Regions from separate parts of the Mus musculus genome. Here region 1 is linked to region 2. Evidence: chromatin loops called from intact Hi-C (ENCODE). Cell type or tissue: left cerebral cortex. All regions are shown on one strand. Region 1 overlaps Med14 (mediator complex subunit 14). Region 2 has its middle 39 kb from the start of 2010308F09Rik.

What was found. Hi-C counts contacts between places; a loop is a spot of excess contacts. Peaks named below come from ENCODE experiments on the same cell type or tissue, not always from the same donor. Only the 100,000 strongest peaks of a DNase experiment are listed, where the experiment ranks them.
Region 1: a loop joins it to region 2, with 7 times the contacts of the local background. A loop is called at or near these places in 9 of 42 quality-filtered maps.

What each region holds. Positions count from the first base shown.
Region 1 is chrX:12,683,741-12,686,240 of GRCm38, reverse strand. It overlaps Med14 (mediator complex subunit 14), which reads left to right. Exons shown (of 31, transcript NM_001048208.1): 26 at 290-525; 27 at 1,877-2,056; 28 at 2,156-2,263. Among named protein-coding and RNA genes, the nearest start is that of 1810030O07Rik, 11 kb to the right of the region's middle. In left cerebral cortex, no CTCF peak of the experiment used is centred here; no DNase peak of the experiment used is centred here.
Region 2 is chrX:13,207,033-13,209,532 of GRCm38, reverse strand. No RefSeq gene overlaps it. Among named protein-coding and RNA genes, the nearest start is that of 2010308F09Rik, 39 kb to the left of the region's middle. In left cerebral cortex, a CTCF peak has its summit at 1,312 (motif pointing right); DNase peaks (open chromatin) are centred at 740 and 1,305; H3K4me3 peaks cover 355 bases; H3K27ac peaks cover 238 bases.

The sequences.
Region 1 (2,500 bases), 520 kb after region 2:
TCCAGCATCCCTTGCAAAAGCAGGTCACAGGACCAAGCAGAGTTTAGGTTGAGAAGCAGAACCCAGTTCCTTGAAGGAGTCCCTACAGGATCATATTGAACCTGAATACAATCAGAAGATTCACTGTAGCTGATTCTGCTATCTGAGAACTGACATATGATCCTTCATAACAAGGACTAGTTACAAGAGTTACAATTACCTGGCAACTGTCTGATGAAGGCAAAGCAGGCAGCAATGGCATGGTGTGTATGCATTCATAATTGAAGTTACCTGTTTTCCTTCCCAAAAGGTTCCCAGACAATGCCAACCAACATGCCTCCACCTCGAAAACTACCTCAGCGCTCCTGGGCAGCATCTATACCCACCATTCTCACTCATAGTGCCTTGAACATCTTACTGCTACCATCTCCAACGCCAGGCCTTGTGCCTGGCCTGGCAGGTAGTTACCTTTGTTCCCCACTTGAGAGATTCCTTGGATCTGTCATCATGAGACGACACCTTCAAAGAATCATCCAACAGGAAACGGTACGAGTATTACGCAAGTTTCTAAGTGGTCGGTCATTGTCAAGGGCAGAAGACAATCTTTGGGAGGGTTACCTTCTTAACCATCCTGGTAGAATTGGGCTTCAAGCCTTTACCTAGCATTAAAGATGCGCCCCACTTAATCTAATCAGATCTTAGATTAGAGGGTTGTACAGTTTACTGTTCTGTGATTTTAGATAATGTGGTTTACCAGGGCCGAGGAACAGATGATCACACTAAACAGATTCAGTGCACATAGGTCTGACGGCGCACATACAAATGACTGTTTGCTCTCTGATGTGCTTTTGTAGATAGACTGACTTTGAAGTCGAGTCCTCATCAAAATCAAAGTGTTGATCATAGGCATTAGGGCTTTTTTAAAACTGATGAGTAATTACATTTGTTTAAAATCTTGCAGACATAGGCATCTAGCCAACCTTACGGTGATAACATTCTTTATTTATATTTACCATTATTACCAGTAGATACATGTGTTAATGAAGTAGCCAAAGTGTTTGTTTGTAATAAATACTATATACACTTGCCTCAAAGTCATTTCATAATCTTTATAGTCAGATATATTTAAAAGAATGTAAAAAGTATTTTAATTTGGATTGTGTAAAATAGTGGGTTTCATTTGATTTTTTTTTGATTTTGATTTTTTTCTTTAATGTTAATTGTTAATTAATAATTCATTAATAATTAATAAATTAAGCTGGTTACTAAGTTTTTATTAATGTGTATGGGTGGTTTTGCCTTCCTGTTTGTGTACCACATGCATGCAGTGTACAGGAAGGCCAAAAGAGGCCATCAAACCTTCCTGGAACTGGAATTACAGGCGTGAGTCCTAGGGTGCTGGGAATCAAACCTGTTCCTCTGGAAGAGCAGCTCCTACTTTAATGTTTTTCTTTTTCTTTCCTTTAAAAAAAAAGATATTATTTGCCTTATGTATGAGTACACTGTAGCTGTCTTCAGACTCACCAGAAGAGGCATCAAATCCCATTACAGATGGTTGTGAGCTACCATGTGGGTGCTGGGATTTGAACTCAGGACCTTTGGATCTCTCCAGCCCCAATGTTTTTCATATGTGAACATACTTATGCATACTCTCCCCCATTGCCCTCTCTTTTCACTGTACCCCTGTTCAATATTAACATATGTTAATTAAATTGCCATTCAGCTTAGAGAGGATGAGAGCTGTGGTGCAGCCTCAGTTCTGCTATTCGTGGTCCCTGTAGCATTGGGCTTTGTGACTCTCGTCAGAATTACTGGATCAACATGTTTTCTATTGAGACGATTCTGTCAGCTAAGTTTGTGTCTTTCCCTGTTGATTTGCTGCATCCTTGTTTTACAGTTGCAGCTGATCAATTCCAATGAACCTGGTGTAATCATGTTCAAGACAGATGCCCTGAAATGCAGAGTAGCCCTTAGTCCCAAAACCAACCAGACCCTTCAGCTAAAAGTGACACCTGAAAATGCAGGACAATGGAAACCCGATGAGCTTCAAGTTTTGGAGAAATTCTTCGAAACAAGAGTATGTGTTTCCTAATATATGCTTGACTTTAGTCAGTGAATCCATGAAGTCGAAGTAGAATGAAGAGTAAGGTGATTTCTTTGCCCCTACCCCCTGTAGGTTGCAGGACCGCCATTTAAAGCCAACACACTTATAGCCTTCACCAAGCTGTTGGGAGCGCCGACACACATCCTCCGGGACTGTGTGCATATAATGAAGTTGGAGTTGGTGAGTTGCTGAGAAACACAAACTTTTCTAATTGGGTCTATTGGAAGAGACTGTAGAACAGTACTTATGGTCTAGCTCACTCACTTTGCGTATCATTCCATTTCTCCTAAAATTCATTTCCTTTAAGATAATAAATTTTATCTATTTAATAATAATTACTATTTAGTACTAAAATATTAATAGGGACTTACTATCCTGGCTATCCTCAAATTTATGTGCTTGCCTCTAGCCTCTAAG
Region 2 (2,500 bases):
GCTGACTCCTTGAATTCCACCTTAGAGGAGGCAACCCATGTATACACATGAATTAAAAAAAAAAAAAAAGAGCTTGCAGGTTTGCAGTGGACTATGGTGGCCCCCACCTTTAATACTAGCACCCCGGTGGCAGAGACAGACAGCTCTCTGAGTTCGAGGCCAGCCTGGTCTACAGAGTGAGTTCAAAGACAGTCAGGACTGTTACAGAGAAAAACTCTTGTGTGAGTGGAGGCGGGGGTAGGGCAGGGGGTAAGCTTGCTTTAATTAATTTGACCATGATGATTTGGGCTGGTGCTCTCTATTCAAATCCTTGATGTCAACACCATTCCCACAGCCCTCTTTTCTTTGAATCTTTTGAGATGAGGTCTCACTGTGGCTGGGTGATTTGCCTCCATGTCTGTGTGCCACCTGCATGCAGATCTTGAGGAGGTCAGAAGAGGGCAGTGGATCCCCTGGAACTGGAGTTACAGATAATTGGGAGCCCACCATATGGGGACCAGGAATTGAACCCATGTCCTTTGGAGGAGCCATTAGTACTGTAAAGCACTGAGGCATCTCTCTCAGTCTCATAACTAATAGCTGGGATAACTTTTCACAGACCCTCTTTTGGCTCTGAATACTTGAAACACTGTTTCTCTTCCACCACCTACTTTCCAACTGCTGTGGCTCAGGGTGGCGTTACCAGGTGGGCAGGCAGATTATTCCTGGAAAGCATTCCTGTCCTAAGATGGCCAGTAATTCCTATATATGGAAATATAATGGTCCATTAAAGTCATTCCAACTGTATCGCCAACTCGAGTTCTCAGGATCCAGAAGTCCCTTAGCCTGTGGGAATGGGACAAAGGGAGAGTCATAGTGGGGGAGATAGCAGAGTTCTGTTTTTAAACTGGGATAGTTCAGGCTGGCATAGAACTCACAGGGAATCCCCTGTCTGTGCCCCTGTAGTGGCAGGATTACAGATATACACCAGCCACCACTTAACCAATTAAGCTCATATCATCCCCTTTCTCCAATTTTACACACATGTATGGTATGACAGTTACGTTCATTTTGGGGGATTCCAGCAAACAAGGAGCCCGATGCTTGAGCCTTAGTTCCGGCTTCGTGCTCTGGATATGTAAAAGGGTTAGGTGCTTTTTGAGTTCTGATTAACAAAGGGCAAAAAAATCGGGGGTTGGGGGACGCAGCAGAATCTAAGATGTCGTGGGTACAAAGCACTTGGATCTGCGCAACCGCCACAGTTCCCTTCCCCCACTTCCCAAGCCATTGAGCAGACGTCTCCAACCCCTCGTGGTTCATGCCACCCTGCGGCCACTAGAGGGCAGCAGAGCCTAACGTCAAGCGAGGTCTGGCACAAGAGCTGGTTTTCCAAGGGGATTTCCGAACCACACTCCCTTAGACTTCCGGTGACACCACCCATCTTTGGCAACAAAAAGTGTGCCGGCTTGGCCAGGCAGAGAGCCGCGGAGTCCTGACAGATGCTGTTCTGTTAAAGATCAGGTTGCTGGAACAGTGTGGCTTCCTCGCCACCCCTATGGACAAAGGTCCACGTGGCTGTGGGGCCAGGCCCTTAAAGGAAGTAGCACAGAGCTGGCAGGTGTCACAGCCTCTGTGTATCCATAACTAATCCTCGTCACCACTGAACCCACACAGAAACATTGTGAGACCAGAGACTCCTATGGAGATCAGGAAGAGACCCTTGCCCCAGGCCTTTGGTAGGGACTCTTAACAGAAGTAAGACCCCAGGGCGAACAAGTTGCTGTTGGCTGGGACAGGGGAGCTGCGTGAGTAGATGATGTGGGGTCAGGGCTGGAGGCATCTTACTTGTGACCAGGTGGGACCACGCCCCAGGGTGGGCACACCATCCCAGACTGCAGGTCCGATACTTCTGCCAACAGCTGGTTTCTGTGGCCGGTACTGGTTGTGGCCCAGCCTGCCTTCAGCGCCTCAGGGCCAGCAGCTTTATGATCACCAGCTGCCAAATGCCACGGGCATACCATTTAAAAGCCAGCCCCCCCCCCCCATCGCGGCCTACTCTTTCACCCTGTCTCTCTGTCTCTTGTTGTCTGGGCTAGCCCATCTCTTCCCACCCAAATAAATTCCTTTCGGGAGATCTATTGTATGATGGTATGATGGTGTAATCTTTGGGACACACTTTAGTAACCCCAACCCGCCAAGGGATTCTGCTGGTTAACCCTTACTCTGGTGATACGGGATCTAATGGGGACTCTTCGGCCATGCACTCTGCAACTGAGACACAGCCCCAGCTCTCTGAGCTGGATTATTTTGTTGTTGTTGTTGTTACTGTTTTTATTTTTATTTGTGTATGTGGGCACATAAGTACTATGTCCTAAGAGGCCACAGTCATTGTTACCCCTAGATCTAGAGTTATGCTAGTCTCCCCTCACCAAAATGTGCATTTTAAAGGTGGTTACAGGACAGTTCCAGAGATGGCTTGGTGACCTGTTAAGAGCACTGGCTGCTCTTCCAGAGAACCCGG